Regions from separate parts of the Homo sapiens genome. Here region 1 is linked to region 2. Evidence: read pairs that join two places in POLR2A ChIA-PET (ENCODE). Cell type or tissue: A673. All regions are shown on one strand.

Evidence for each region. ChIA-PET counts read pairs that join two places held together with the same protein. Peaks named below come from ENCODE experiments on the same cell type or tissue, not always from the same donor. Only the 100,000 strongest peaks of a DNase experiment are listed, where the experiment ranks them.
Region 1: POLR2A ChIA-PET joins it to region 2 with 15 read pairs; 2 of 35 experiments call an interaction of 5 or more read pairs at or near these places.

Annotation. Positions count from the first base shown.
Region 1 is chr11:34,297,213-34,305,212 of GRCh38, reverse strand. All of the region lies in intron 1 of ABTB2 (ankyrin repeat and BTB domain containing 2), which reads left to right. Among named protein-coding and RNA genes, the nearest start is that of ABTB2, 57 kb to the left of the region's middle. In A673, no CTCF peak of the experiment used is centred here; a DNase peak (open chromatin) is centred at 4,858; H3K4me3 peaks cover 819 bases; H3K27ac peaks cover 915 bases.
Region 2 is chr11:34,205,310-34,213,309 of GRCh38, reverse strand. The region is part of intron 1 of ABTB2 (ankyrin repeat and BTB domain containing 2); the gene reads left to right. Among named protein-coding and RNA genes, the nearest start is that of NAT10, 100 kb to the right of the region's middle. In A673, a CTCF peak has its summit at 3,273; DNase peaks (open chromatin) are centred at 3,319 and 6,119; H3K27ac peaks cover 428 bases.

The DNA.
Region 1 (8,000 bases), 92 kb before region 2:
GGAGACCTAGCTTAATGTTTTGATTTAAACCTGGGGATGCAAGAGCCTCTTCTAGATCAAGTGTACTTATGTGGGGTCTTCATTCAGAGCCCATGTTTTCTTTAGCCTGAGATGTGTGCCCTGATGTGGAAGCTGCTTGTCCACATAGAAGCAGACACTGCTCTGAGGAGTATTACCTTGCTTAGGTATTAGGCTTGGATGTCAGCACAAATTGCATGTGGCCAAAATAACTCCTGAAAACACTTTGAGTGGTCCATGAATTACACTGACAGGCACCTGGGAACTGAGACTGGCAGAGGAAACACACATTCACTCTGGGTCTATGCCCTTGGAAGAGAGTGGCAGCCAAAACTCCTACACCATGTCAGCCAGGGCCTCTGTGGCTTTTGGGTGGTGAAGAGCCCTCTGCAGTGGACTGCCCGAGTTTGAATCCTGGCCCCACCACTCTTACCTATATGTCCATGGACAAACTATTTGACTCCTCTTAGTCTCTTTCCCTCCCCTCCCTTCCCCTCCATTTCCCTCCTCTCCTTCTCCTAGTCTTCTCTTTCTTTTCTCATGTGGTTTGTCTCCCCATATTGCCCAGGCTGGTCTCAAACTCCTGGGCTCAAGTGATCCACCTATCTTGGCTTCCTGAAGTGTTGGATTACAGGCGTGAGCCCCTATGCCTAGCCTCTGTGTCTGTTTTCATCTGTGAAATGTGAATGATACTTACCTCATGGGTTATTAGGAAGATTAAATCCATTCATTTGTAGGAAGCACTTGTGACAGTATTGGCACATAATTACTTTAATACAATAACTGCCAGGTGCAATGGCTTACACCTGTAATCCCAGCCCTTAGGGAGGCAGAGGCCGGAGAATAGCTTGAGCTCAGGAGTTCAAGGCCTGCCTGGGCAATATAGTGAGATCCTGTTCTCCATAAAAAGAAAAAATAAAGACAAAAAGAATACAATAATCTTTTATCCACAGAGCATATGTTGGACCTCTGATGGATGCCTGAAACTGCGATAGGACTGAGCTCTAGATATACCATGTTTTTTCCTATACACCAATGGGCAGATAGCATATACAGCATGGACCAGCTGGACAAAGGGATGATTCCGTCCTCAGCACCACAGAGCCGGACTGGGCAATATTTCATCATGCTACTCAGAGCGGCACTCGATTTAAAACTTAGGAATTGTTTATTTCTGTATATTTCCCATTTAATATTTCCAGACCATAGTTGACCTCAGGTAACTGAAACCAGAGAAAGTACCCATAGCTGAGGCCAGGCGTGGTGGCTTACACCTGTAATCCCAGCATTTTTGGAGGCCGAGACGGGTGGATTACCTGAGGTCAGAAGTTCGAGACCAGCCTGGCCAACATGGTGAAATCCCGTCTCTACTAAAAATACAAAAATTAGCTGGGCGAGGAGGCACACATCTGTAATCCCAACTACTCGGGAAGCTGAGGCAGGAAAATTGCTTGATCCCAGGAGACAGAGGCTGCAGTGAGCTGAGATCACGCCACTGCACTCCAGCCTGGCCTACAGAGCGAGACTCTGTCTCAAAAAAAAAAAAAAAAAAAAAAAAGCACCCATAGTTCTTTGTAGATAGGGGGACAGCTGTATAAGCATTTATTACTATTTTTTTTCATTTAAGTTAAATGCATTCAAAGTGTGGCTAACCTATAAAGGGTAAAAAGTGTGCATTAGAATTGGCAGTTAAAGAAAGAAAAATTGGATTTCTTCCTCCTGTGGGTGGAAACCTCTACGTGATGCTGCTCTTGTATTCCTTGCAATTGATTAAGAGTGCCTTAGATGTGGGAAAGCTGTTTCTGATCCTCTTATCAGAGTGTAAAGTAAAACATGCTTGACTGGTTAATAAAAACGGAAGACAGTTAGAAAACATTTGTAGGCTGTGCGATGGAGTGGTCCAGAATTGCAGCCAGTAGTTGGTGGGCTGGCCTGTGGCTGCTCTAGGAAGTGCTCAGCACAGGAAGTGACCTTTATATTTCTTCCTAGCCTTACTGTGGCTCTGTCTCTTGACCAATGAAGTGAGCTGACTACTGCCATCTTCCTAAGTACCATAAATCCAACAGCACCGTGGCAAGTGGGAGATGCTAATTGTGTGGTCTATTTGGTTCCTACCTGAGAAAGTGTTCTGTGGCCTCTGCCTAAAATCAAAGGCCTGAAGACAGGAATGTTGAGAAGGAAAGCCATCAGGAATCAATCTGCCAGAGCCAGGAAATTGGGCTGGAGGTGTCTTATCAGGTCCTTATCTTAACGCTGCCCTCCCAGTGAAGCACCAACTACCCTAGATAGAGGTTCCCATTTATAACTGGGGACTTTGCAGCCCCAGACTCCTGAGTAGCTCCCAATCCCCTGGTGAATCTGGGTAATGAACTAAACTGCTAGGAATGCCCCAGCTTCCCTTCTGACTGGGCCTTTGATTATGTCACCTAAGCCTACTACCCCTCGCAAGCGCTAAAGAGGTTGTGGTCTGGAGGGAGTGAGGCTCCTTAGCCTTAGCTGATCACAGGAACATCTTTTTTTGCTTGCTGCCCTTGAGGTATTTTTTAAAGCCACAAACACTGACTCATTCAAGGGCCACAGCCTCAATGACCAACAAACTGTTGAGAGAAATAGCAGGCCCAGGTCAACCCTTGATTTCAGGTCTTGGCAGTGTTTCTGGCTGCAGCCTGAGCCCCTCTGTGGTCTGGGGAATGAGCAGGCCTTCTCATACCAGAGGCTCAGGGCAAGAATTCCTGCTCTCAAGTTTCCCAAGTAGAGTATTCCTTGATGAATTTGAATCTGACCAGTCATGGATTTCAGATAGGAAGAGGTAAGAGTTTAATTTTAGTAGCAATGCTAGGGAAAGATTAAAATCCTGTCTACATATCATCTGAGAATGGTTAAATAAATCATAGCACTTGGATATGGTGAAATGTATGCAGCCCTCATTAAACATTACATCTTTGAAGGAAATGTAATAGCATAGGAAAATACTCATGAAATATCCAGTTGTGGTGGGGAAGAGGGTGGAGACAAGAAACTGTAGCTGTACTGTGGTCCAGTTCTGTAAAAGCATACACATACGTGAGGTGTAGAAATACACCAAAGTGTTACCTAGTGATTATCTTGGGGGTGTACACACACGTGATTTTTATCTTCTATGTATTTTCTAATATTTGCCAAATGTCATACCCTGACATGTATTATGTTTGTGATGTTTATTTTTTTTGACACAGGGTCTCACTCTGTTGCCCAGGCTAGAGTGCAGTGGCACCATCTTGGCCTCACTGCAGCCTAAACCTCTGGGCACAAGCGATCCTTTTGCTTTAGGCTGGAAAGTAGCTAGGACCACAGGCATACACCACCACACCCAGCTAATTTTTGTATTTTCTGTAGAGATGTAGTTTCATCCAATAATTGCCCAGGCTGGTCTCAAACTCTTGGGCTCAAGCCATCCTCCCGCCTTGGCATCCTAAGGTGTTGGGATTACAGGCATGAGCTGCTGCGTCTGGCCTATATTATGTTTAAATGTTTTATTATGTTAAGCCTCCCGTAGCAAGAGGAAACTGAAGTTTTGAATACTCAAAGGTGGATCCATCTCTGGGTCACAGGCAGAGGGAAATGCTAAAATGTGTTATTCAGAGAACAAAATTCAACAGCATTTATCTATTCTCTTCTTTCAGTGTTGAGGCTAGGCCTTCATGCTTTGTTGGTGGATCTGATTGCCCCAATTTATGTAAGCTCATTGTTTATGCTAGCTTTTTGTTTGGCAGGAAAATTACATATTCATCGATTTAGATTTTTTTAAAATCTTGTTTATAGTCAAGTGATCATTCGAAATATCTAGTTCAAGTACACAGGGCCTTATCTGCTATCCCAGGACCTGAAAACACAATTTTTTTTTAAATTCATTTAATGGCAAGATGATGTTCTTTGAAAAACACTAACTACGGGAAAGAAGGAAGCACTGTTTAGAAGCATGTGGGCAGCTCCCTTCTCTGACTTCCTTCCTAACTGCAAGTGACCCAGGTGGACCAAGATGCTGTCAGAGGCCTTCAAGGCTGAAATTCCATTTTCTCTAACAGCTTTGGGGCTGGAAGGCTAACCAGCCACAGAAATATCTGGCAATCGGACAGAGAGACATGAGACCACAAAGATGTTGATAAAGCTTCTTATCCTCTGCTTCCCCCAGCCTCCTCATTAATGGCAAAGATTAAAGACAATTATATCTACCCACGGGAACTAGATGGATCCTCCTCTGCCCTCCACACCAGCCCCCCAGTAAATTGGGTGGATGGATGTATAAGTAAGGTTAACCCAACTGGAAAGTAGTTTATGATTCACTTTCATTTCATGAAAAACAAATCCAAAATGCAGAGCAAAGGAAGGAAAACAAAAGGGGAAGCATTTACAGTCCTTAGTGGGTTGCTCCAACCTAAAACCCCTTCTCATTGGTTATCTTTATTGCGTACCAAGACTTCGAGCACCTCCCCCACCCCCCAGTTTTCTTTTTTTAAAAGAACAGAAGATGAAAACGCTATGAGATGTATGAGCTCTGATTATGCCCAATTACATTTGGCAAGCCTAAGACAAAAATTAATGGGACCAGATTATTCTTCTGTGTGAGATGTAGTATTGCCCAGCCTAACTATTTTAGCTCTTGCCATGCTGTAGATCGTCAAACAAATTAATAACATGCTAATGGGTGCCTTTCAGGCTTCTCGTTTATATTAATGAGTTCCACTCCATCCGATAACCAGTGATTTATAGCACTGGAACTTGCAGCCTGGCTCTATAGATTGTCTTTTGTCACTCTTTCTGGGGTGGAGCAGCCAGCCTAACAAGCTAAATGGTAGGGTTTTGTAATTGAATTCTAAAATGTGAAACGCCTGATGCAAGAACATTTCATTCTGATCATGGCTTTGGAAATTGAAAGGCCTTCAGTACGTCTCCCACTACCCAACGCTGAATGCAGTCTGATTTGGGTTTCCACAACTTGTGAAGCAAGGGTGTGACAAGATTCTTAATGGAGGGTATTCATGCTGAGCTAGCATGGCAGTTAGATTCAGCGGGCTGTAAAATAGCTCCTCTAAAGAAAACAATATATTCTTAAGAGCCATAAAAGAGAACCCTTCCTCACCTTGAAGGTATTCCCACCCCTCATCTTCCCCCCACCAAGCGTAGGAGGCAGAGAGCTCTGACTCTGTGCCAGGCACTGTGCTAACTACTTTATTCTTGACTCATTCAGTCCTCTGTGTGCCTTTATGAAGGAGGCAGCAGTGTTATTCCCATTTTACGGAGATGAAACTGGAGCACAAAGAGGTGAAGTAGCTGACCCATTCTGAGAGCTGCTAAGTGGTGGAGCAAGGCTGCCAGCCCAGGCAACACTCTGCTCCTTTCCGGCTCACCCGCTGCTTCTGGCTTTGTAGCCCTCTTATTTCTAATGTAAGAGGAGTGCAGATTGGGAGCCCCAGATGAGCAAACTCCAAATGCCTTGGCTATGAGGGCCCCGAGAGTAGTTGCTGTCAGTTGAGCCTGGGAAAAGAAAAGCCAGTTAGCAAATGAAAAAATCCGTCCTCCTGAAGGTTTCAGTGAGGGTTCATGTGCTGGTTTAAAATGTCCCATCAGGAGTGGTGGGCTGGCAGGCTCCTAATGGAGCAGGATGGGCCGAGCTGCCACCTCCAGCAGCCTGCAGCCTCCTTGGGCTTTGCAAACAACTGCCTTCATTGTTTTCTGGGAGGAGTATACTACCGTGGCTTTCCAAACACGCAGCTCCTCCAAATAAGGGAACCTGATACCCTTGGAGATCTTGGCTTAAACATCAGAGGAACGTCTTGCTTAAATGATTATTTTTTTAAAAAAAACCATCAATTTGGATTTCATTTTCTTTGGTCCATGACCATCGTGTATAGCCGTGTCCTAGAAATGATCCGAAGACAGCTTATTTTTCATAAGCAACAGTCTGGAAATTTAATTGATATGCCATTCCTGCCCCCCAGTCCAAACCCCTGCCCAGTCTATCCTTTTTACCTACTTTGACTTTGATTCTTTTAGTTCTTCCTATTTTACAATCACCAGCCATTCCAGAAAAACATCTGCTAAAAAGATCCGTTCCCTGTAGTGGGAATTAAGTACATATTTTAACTTCAGACAATTTTACTTAATGTTTTCTACATTGCATGGAGCAGAGGATTAATGCAGACGTCCCTGAAAAGCTCCTATGCAACCTTAAGCTGTGTCTTCAATCATTCAAACTGTTCAAGGGCTGGAATTTGAAAGAGGGTGAGGAAGTACCAAGAATGAAATTAGATAAGGGATCTTTATTAATTTAAACATCTATGCAGGCCCAGTTGTTCATAGGAAACACTGAACTCTTTTGCTTTTGTGTCCCCAAGCCCACCAGTTTTTTATGAGAAGATCACAAATAAAATGACTTTTAAAAGTAATGGGTTTAGGCTGGGTGCTGTTGCTCACACCTATAATCCTAGCACTTTGGGAGGCCGAGGCAGGCAGATCACTCGAGGCCGGGAGTTTGAGACCAGCCTGGCCAACATGGCAAAACCCCATCTCTACCAAAATACAAAAATTAGCCGGGCATGGTGTTCTGCGCCTGTAGTTCCAGCTACTGGGAAGGCTGAGGCACAAGAATCGTTTGAACCCAAGAGGTGGAGCTTGTAGTGAGCCGAGATCATGCCACTGCACACCAGCCTGGGCAACAGAGCGAGACTCTGTCCCAAAATAATTTTTTTTTTAATTTTTTTAAATTTAAAAGAAAAAAAGTAATTGGTTTAAAAAAAAAAAAAGAAACAAGATCATTCCTCACCCCTACCCCAGGTTTCTTTCTATAACTTTTTTGCATTTTGAAATTAGAAATTAAGGCCTTAGTTTTATGCTAAGGCTATGCCATGAATGATTGAGTCTGGTTGGTAATTGGCAATGAAATGTGGATATGTATTCTGTGGTGTGTATTGGAGTAGTTGATAGCCAAGAGTCCTGGGTCTGGTTCCATTTCATACTCACCAAGTGAGATCTTGGGCAAGTCAGTTTGGTTTCTCTGAGTGTCTTAGTCTGTTTATGCTGTTATAACAAAACACCTGAGACTGGGTAATTTATTTAAAAAAAAAAAAAAACAGACATTTATTTCTCACATTTCAGGAGGCTAGGAAGTCCAGGATCAAGGTGCCAGCTTGTTCAGTTGTCAAGTGAGGTCTGCACCCTCCAGAAGGGAATTACAGTGTTTGTATATGGTAGAAGGCAGAAAGTCAGGATAGCCCAATGTCCCTGGGAAGCCTCTTTTATAAGGGCCTTAATCCCCTTCACAAGAGAGGAGCTTTCATGGCGTAATCACCTCTTAAAAGGCCCCACCTTTTAATACCATCACGTCGGCAACACCTGAATTTTGTTTTTTTCTTTTTCTTTCCTTTATTTTTATTTTTTTTTTTTTTTTTTGAGATGGAGTTTCACTCTTGTTGCCCAGGCTGGAGTGCAATGGCGTGATCTCAGCTCACTGCAACCTCCACCTCCCAGGTTCAAGCAATTCTTCTGCCTCAGCCTCCTGAGTAGCTGGGATTACAGGCATGCGCCACTACGCCCAGCTAATTTTGTATTTTTAGTAGAGACAGGGTCAAACTCCTAACCTCAGGTGATCCACCCACCTCAGCCTCCCAAAGTGCTGGGATTACAGGTGTGAGTCACCACGCCCAGCCAACACCTGAATTTTGGAGGGGATACATTAAAACCATAGCACTGAGTCTGAGCAAGATGATAAAAATTGGGTAGATTGTCTGGTTATATCCAGCTTGGAAATTCTCCAGTAGGGGTATGTTTTTGTTTCCGGATATTCTATGCGAAAGCACCTTAGAAACAGTTCACCAGAATTTGGCTGGCATTCTTTAAGTTAACCTCTTAAAAAATATGTAGTTGAGAAGACTGGAGAGAGAGAGAGCAAGCTCTAGGTACAAAGACTAAAGAGAAGCAGGGGACCTTTAAGGAAAAGCAAATCA
Region 2 (8,000 bases):
TGGGGGATTTCACCATGTTAGCCAGGCTGGTCTCGAACTCCTGACCTCAAGTGATCCACCTGCCTTGGCCTCCCAAAGTGCTGGGATTACAGGCGTGAGCCACTGCGCCTGGTCAGGGCTGTCGAGTTTTATAGTAGTTCCTCCATCCTTCTAAATTCTAACCCTGCTGGAGCCCCTCTGAGAATTGGAGGAGCCAGCTGGATGGGAGAGAGGCAGTCCCCACACCAACTCCACAAGCAGGTGCACCCCCAGCAGGCCCAAAGGATTCCAAGAGGAAGTGAATCCAGCCCGGTGTTCGGAGTGAGGTTTACTTTGCACCACTCTTTTTTAGGAAAATTGGGGTTGCTGGCCCTGAGCACATCACCCTTTGCCAGCCTTTTATCTCCCCCTGGGTTCTGTGGCCGCCAGCTTCTTAAGCAGTTGTTAAGTGTGTGTTATTATTTTACTGTTTAACAGTGAGCTCCTGGGCCCCGGGCCTGACTTCACCAGAAGACCACCTTTTGCCAGTGCTGTTCTGATAACTTAGCCAGAATGAAGTGTTAAGTGGAGGATAATTGTTATTTGCTTTTAATTTCCTGACCTTAGAAAAAGAAGGAAAGCACAGTGCTGATGGGGTGGTGAGTGCTGAAGGAAGAGTGCTGTCTCTGAGTTTGCATGGGGAGAGCCTCGTGTTCTCCTCCTTCAGACTGAGCCAGTGTGGACTCCAGTATCAGACACACTGGGTCTGAATCCCACCTCTGCCATTTTCTAGCTGTGGACCTCAGTCAAATGACTCAGCCCATCTAAACTTCAGTGTCCCTCGCTGGCAAATGGGGTTAGTAATAGTACTCCACTGCGAGGGTCTTTCTAGGGTTTCAAATGCTCGTTCATCCAATCCCTGGCAGAAAGGACCTACTCAATGCATGGTAGTCCATGTCCATTTATTATTAGCCATGGTTAAAACCTGCTTCTCTGGCCAGGTGCAGTGGCTCATGCCTGTAATCCCAGCACTTTGGGAGGTCAAGGCAGGTGGATCACTTGAGGTCAGGAGTTCGAGGCTAGCCTGGCCAACATGGCGAAACCCCGTCTCTACTAAAAATACAAAAATTAGCCGAGCATGGTGGTGGGTGCCTGTACTCCCAGCTACTCCGGAGGCTGAGGCAGGAGAATTGCTTGAACCTGGGAGGAGGAGGTTGCAGTGAGCTGAGATTGCGCCACTGCACTCCAGCCTGAATGACAGAGTAAGGCCCTGTCTCAATAAATAAATAAAACCTGCTTCTCAAACTTCCCCTTATCTCTCCTGTCTCCCAGCATTTTCTCCCCATTTGAATTTTTGGGCCTCACAGTATCATGGTCACGTCTTGAGATGGGTTTTGCCCAAGTATTAGATGACTTTTTGATTATCCTTTTTTTTTTTTTTTTTTTTTTGAGACAGGGTCTCACTCTGTCACCCAGGCTGTGTCGCCCAGGCTGGAGTGCAGTGGTGCAATCTCGGCTCACTGCAACCTCTGCCTCCCAGTTTCAAGCAATTCTCCTGCCTCAGCCTCCTGAGTAGCTGGGATTACAGGTGTGCACCACCATGCCTGACTAATTTTTGTAGTAATTTTTGTATTTTCACCATGTTGGACAGGCTGGTCTCGAATGCCTGATCTCAAGTGATCCTCCTGCCTTGGCCTCCCAAAGTGCTGGGATTACAGGTGTGAGCCACCACGCCTGGCTTGATTATTCCTGATGAATCACTTTACATGGATGATTGACAGCTCCTGGGGCATATTCCATTCCACTTCAGGTTTTTCCTCTTATTTCCCTCATCTTGCTCTTGTCTCAACACCCATCCCCCCAGCCTCTCTGAACTTAGAATGTCATGTGGAATACTATTCAGTGAAGGGTTTGGGGGCTTTTTTAAAGAATTGACTGTCCTGGCTGGGCATGGTGGCTCACACCTATAATCCCAGCAAATTTGGGAAGCTGAGGCGGGCAGATTGCTTGAGCCCAGGAGTTCTAGACCCGCCTGGAAAAGATGACAAAAACTCCATCTCTCCAAAAAATACAAAAATTAGCTGGACACGGCAGTGTGCCCCTGTACCCCAGCTACTCAGGAGGCAGAGATGGGAGGATTGCTTGAGCCCCGAAGGTTGAAGCTGTAGTGAGCTGTAATCCCATTACTGCACTCCAGCTTGGGTGACAGAATAAAACCTCGTCTCAAAACAAACAAAAAGAATGAATTGACTGTCCTTACACTCTATTTGGGTCTCCCTGAAAACTATTCATGCTTCAACTTTTCTACACTTTGTTCTGGCATGACTAATATATAACAACTGGGCATTAAATGTACTATATATAAAATTCCAGATCAGAGAATGGAAACACTTAAAAATAAAAAAATTTTAAAAAGGGGTTGGCTTATCTGGGCTATTTGGAAACCGTTCAGTGGGGCAGTATAATTTTTATTTTCAGAAGCTTATGGATTGCACCCCACCCAAGCTTCCCGCGCACCTAAGAAGGCTGGCAGAAGACGCCCTGCCAAGTTTCCTTGCGAGTGCAGTAAAGGAGTAATCCTCTGCCCTCTGGTTTTCCTTTCAAAGAAACTAGGGACAGGCGGTGGCCTTGGCTGCCTTGGCCATGAGCTTCCCTGAGCCGGGTAGCTGGTGGGCTAGTGGGGCCGTTGGTGGCAGGTGCAGAAATGGTACCACACTCACTGTCCCATTGCCCAGAAAGAACATTTACAAGTCTGGGGAGAGCGCTCGTAATGGTTGCTGAGTTTGGAGGACAGTTATGTTACAGTCTTGGTGGCTTTTTGATGAATGGTCAGATAAAGCTTCACTATAAACCTATCCAGTTTTACACAGAAAGGACATCTTTTTTACATTTAAAGTTGTGTGTGTGTATATGGGGGAAAGTGGTGGTGTTATAGCTCTGGAGGAAATTAAACCATAGGAAATAGTAAAAACAAGGTCTCTGTGTTCCCACTGTTGACAATTCACAAGTTAAATGGTGGAATGAGAAGGGATAAAAAGGATTTCAGGGGTGCACCTGAGTGCTGTCGCACACATAGGGGTCAGAGTCTAGAATCCCAGTGCTGGGAGGACTTGAGAAGCCATAGATTCCACCCCCGTGGTTTACAGAGAAGGGAATGAAATCCCCATCAATTTGGCCTTTGGCCTAAGCCCTGCTTCTAAAAACCCTTTAGAAGTCTGGCTTGTCATCCCAAAGTGCAGTCCACCAGCTTCCGTCAGCTTGGAAGAGACAGCGCCTCTGCAAGCTAAAACTCAGCTCACGTCCCGGTTGGCAACTGGCAAGAAGGCGGCTTCCCAGTCTTCTGAGAACTGGGTTTCCCTTCTAACTCAGTGGCACCCTCTCTGGGCCCTGGTGGAGAATCACTTAGGAAAGAAGCAGGCTGCTGTCCTCCAGAGTTCCACCCATACCCCTACCATTGACCCTACTCCTACCACTACCCCTCACCCCCATCCCTCACCCCCACCCCCACCCCAACCCCTCACCCCATCCTCACCCCCACCTCTACTCTCCACCCCCACCCCTACCCCCACCCCTACCCTCCACCCCCACCCTACCCCCACCCCTACCCCCACCCCCACCCCTGACCCCCCAACCTCTCACCTCCACCCCTACCCCTCACCCCCACCCCTACCCCTCACCCCTACCCCTCACCCTCACCCCCAACCCTTTCCCTCACCCCCACCCCTACCCCTCACCCCCACCCCTACCCCTCCCCCTCACCCCCATCCTCACCCCCACGCCTACCCTCCACCCCTACCATCACCCCTCTGGGCTAGAGCAGAGCAGAGTGAAAAGTAGCTTAGAGAAGCGAGGATCAGGTGTGCACAGGGTTCCTAACTCTGCTGATATCTTGGGAGGTGCTGGGAAATTTTCCAGTTTACTGGCAGAATTACTCTCCTCCCTAAATTTCAAAAAGCAGAGAAGGACGTTATCTATTCTCTTTTCTGGGGGAAAAAAAAAGTTTTTTTTTGGAGACAGAGGCTCACTCTGTTGCCCAGGCTGGAGTGCAGTGGCACGTTCTCATCACTGCAACCTCCACCAGGTTCAAGTAATTCTCCCTCACCTCAGCCTCCTGAGTAGCTGGGATTACAGGTGTGCACCACCATGCCCGGCTAATTTTTGTATTTTTAGTAGAGATAGTGTTTCACCACGGTGGCCAGGCAGGTCTCAAACTCCTGGCCTCAAGTGATTCACCCGTCTCTGCCTCCCAAAGTGCTGGAATTACAGGCCTGAGCCACCACGGCCAGCCAGGATGCTAACTATTCTTAAAGGATAGTTAGATGTGCAAAGGAGTTTGGACTTCTTTGTGAGGCTAACAGAGAGTCATTGAAGAGTACAAAGCTGGAGCAAGGTGACCAGAGTAAGGGGAAGGGGGTAAGCCTGGAGGCAGGGGATGGGTGAGGAGGCTGCTGCAGGTCCAGGGGGGCAGGGGAAGATGGCAGCCTGACTGGGGTGGTGGCAGTGAAGGATTTTTGAGATATGTTGGTGGTAAAAGCAGCAAGGCTTGGTGGTTGATGGGAGGTGGATGAGAAGGGAGAGAACTGATAAGGGTGACTCACAGGTCTCTCCTTGGGCAACCGGGTGGCCACGGTGCTGTACTCACAGAGGGGCTGGTGGAAGAGGAGGTGGAGGCTTTGAGGAACAAGGTAATGAGTCTGAGATTCAAGGGTTGGGCAAGCAGAAAGAGAAAAGTTGAGCAATGGAAGATTAGGGTTCTGTGTAGAGATTGAGAAATGTTGAGGCTTCAGCACAGTCCACAGCACATTCGAGTACAACACTGAGCAGAAATGCTGCTGTTTTAGAAGAGGGAGGCAAAGGATCACTCGATCATGCTCACTGCTCCACACTCCGAGATTCACTCACAGTCATGGGTACAGGGTGGTGCATGCGGTTCCCTCCGTGGCTTTTACATGGTCCCAAAGCGGTTGTCCCTCTTCCCTCTAATAAAGGAATAAAGGCAAATGTTCCCGCATGCTTTCTTCTCCATCATGACAGAAAGGAAGAATTTTTTTCTAAGGATTTTACTAAATAGAAAAAAATAGATATGTCCTTTCCTTTTTTCTTTTTTAAACTCCTTTTCACTAGAATGATCTTGCCCTGGGCCCGTTATGCTAGAGCTGGGAATTTGTGTGGGGAAAGGAACACATCGAGGTGTTAAGAGAATGTAAAGAAAATATTTTCCATCTCTGGTGAGAACTGCTGAGGAATGAGCTGATGTGGGAGAGAGAATTTAGAATTGATGTAGAGAAGACTTTCTTACAGAGCAGACTTGGAAGACAAGCTGTGGAACTGTGTTCTGCAAAGATCAGAGGGAGTCAGAGAGACAGCTTTTTGTCTGTAGAGTTTCATGGGAGGCCTCCAGGAACCCTTGGCAGGAGGTGCCTGGAGACCCATGAAAGGGAAAGTCCTACTTCTGGGCCTTACTTTGAATTTCCTCCTCTTAAACCTCAGGCCCAGACAAAACCTCTTTCCTCTCCAATATCCTAGGCGCTGCCTAGCTCGAGAAAGGACAAGGTGGGCAAAGTTAGAATGTCATTTATTTCAGCAGCTTGAGAAGAAATTGAAACTCCAGTCCCTGTTCCGTTTCTGACCCTCAGTGACCTTAGGCAAGCCACTAAACTTTTCAGGCCTCAGTTTTCTCAGCTGTAAGATGGGTGGGAATAGTACCTCCTGCAGTTCTGGGGTGTTAGATAACGCATGTAAGTGCCTGGCACATAGTAAGCCTTCAATAAAAGTCAGCTGTGGTTGTTACTGATCATGACTGTCCTGTCTCCCTTGCTGGAAGAACAAATTACTAGATGTAAAAAGTCATTTAAAAGCAAAAGGTACTAGGCAAAAGTTGTGATGCTATCAATTACTATTATTAATAATAGGTTCCTAATTACTTTTGCCACGGTATTAAGTGAAGGCCTCTTTGGGTGGGTGATGACTGAGAAAATGGGAACTATTATTAATGGAGCTGACAGCTCCTGTTACTAGCTCCATTGACATAATATTTCTCTCTGGGAATCCTTTGACAAATCAGCTGAATTTCCTATTCCCTTACCCTAAGCTCTGTAAATTTGATCCACATGTCTCCAGTGTTGTTTCTGTAGATTAATAATGGAGAAAGGAGGAGGAGTCAGGCCTGCACTGGGCTCTCCCAGCTGTTTGGCCTGTCGTGGGTTTCAGCCTGTAGTTGGGGTGGTTTTCCCTTTTGTTTTACTTGTTTTAAAGCTTACGGCCAGCTCTTCCCAATGTGTTTGGTTACTCAGCTGTCAGGGAGAGTTTCTGCTTTAGGGACTGGGGCCCTGGCAGGGGGCTGCGGGGGAGAGCCCAATCATGAACTCTTCCTCCTCCTCCAACAGAAACAAAGCTTGAAGGAAGTGCTTTGAAGCAGTGCTTTGCTAAGTCAGCACTGGATGTGATGAGAGGGGTCGCTGCCATCCAGGAGAGGCAAAGGGAGATGGAGAGGGGGCCTTCACCACATCAGCCAGGAGGAGAGCGGGGAGGCCTGGGTCAGGGGAAGGTCAAGCTAGGAGGGCAGGACTGACCATCAGCTGAACCTGCAGAACGGTCAGAGAACACACTGAGGCCCTGGGCTGGAGGAAGACCTCTGTGTGCATTTCCTCAACAAAGAAAAACACATGGGGTTCAGCACAGGGTGTCCATGAGTGAAATGGGCAGTAATAATACAGCCATATTGTCATATGCACCAGCCACACATAAGGACAGCCATGAGTGAGCTTTGGTGATGTGTTCACTGGACTCTGAGCTCACAGAGGAGTTAAGTATATGCATTGTGGAACCAGTCCATCCCAGATTTGAATCCTAGCTCTTCCACTTACCTGAGCAAGTTACTCAAAGTCTCTGAATGGCAGTAGCCCAGTATCTCAAATGGAAGTCAGTAGTACCCATCACACAGGGTTTTTTTGTTTTGTTTTGTTTTGTTTTTTGAGACACAGTCTCTGTTGCCAGGCTGGAGTACAGTGGCGTGATCTCAGCTCACTGCAAACTCTGCCTCCCGGGTTCAAGCGATGCTCCTGCCTCAGCCTCCCGAGTAGCTGGGATTACAGGTTAATTTTGTATTAAAATGAAAAAACTAGCCACCACACCTGGCTAATTTTTGTATTTTTAATAGAGATGGGGTTTCTCCGTGTTGGCCAGGCTGGTCTCAAACCCCTGACCTCAAGTGATTTACCCACCTCAGCCTCCCAAAGTGCTGGGATTACATGTGTGATCCACTGTGCCTGGCCCTTATAGGGTTGTTGGAAGAATAAATGAGATAACGTAAATGAAGCCTATGTTCCCAGCACAAAGTAAAAATAATAGCAACAGCACTTGGTAGAGCATGTACTCTGAGCCAGGCATTGGTCCAAGCATTGACCCCCAGTTACTCAGTTAATCCTCACAGCAGCCCTGTGAGCTAGGTACTCTAGTTATCTCTAGTTAACAGATGATGAACTGATGTAGAGTCTAAGTAACCTGACCAAGATCACACCACTGGTTACGTGACAGCCAGAATTACGAACCCCAACATTCTGCTCCAAAGCCCTGTCTGCTGTACCTGTTGCTGCTGTTGTCCTTGTTACATCACACGTGTTTAGGGACTTCTAACCCAGACTTGGCCACATCCCGGTGCTCTCCAGTTATCTCTAGGAATTTTCAGAGATTTTCTCCAAAGTGATTAAATTCCTGTGGGTATTTTTCTTTAAAAAAGAAAAAAAAAAAGTTTGTGGGTGAGTGTTGGAAAAAGAAAATCTGTCCATCAAAGAAACAGTGGTTACCAAAAGTTGGGAATCCCTATCTAGATTCTGACTGCAACTAGAATCTCTGTGGCCACATGCTCTTAAGAGCCAACATGTAATTTTAAACCAGTCTGATTTCACTTTTCTGGTGCTTTCTAAGAAGCCACATAGTGAGTTGGAGAAATTTACAGGCTGTCACCCTCTGGGATTGATTCTGACAGTTCTGCTCCACTGCTGTTGAAGTGTTAATGAAAAACATTAATTGGACTTGGCCCG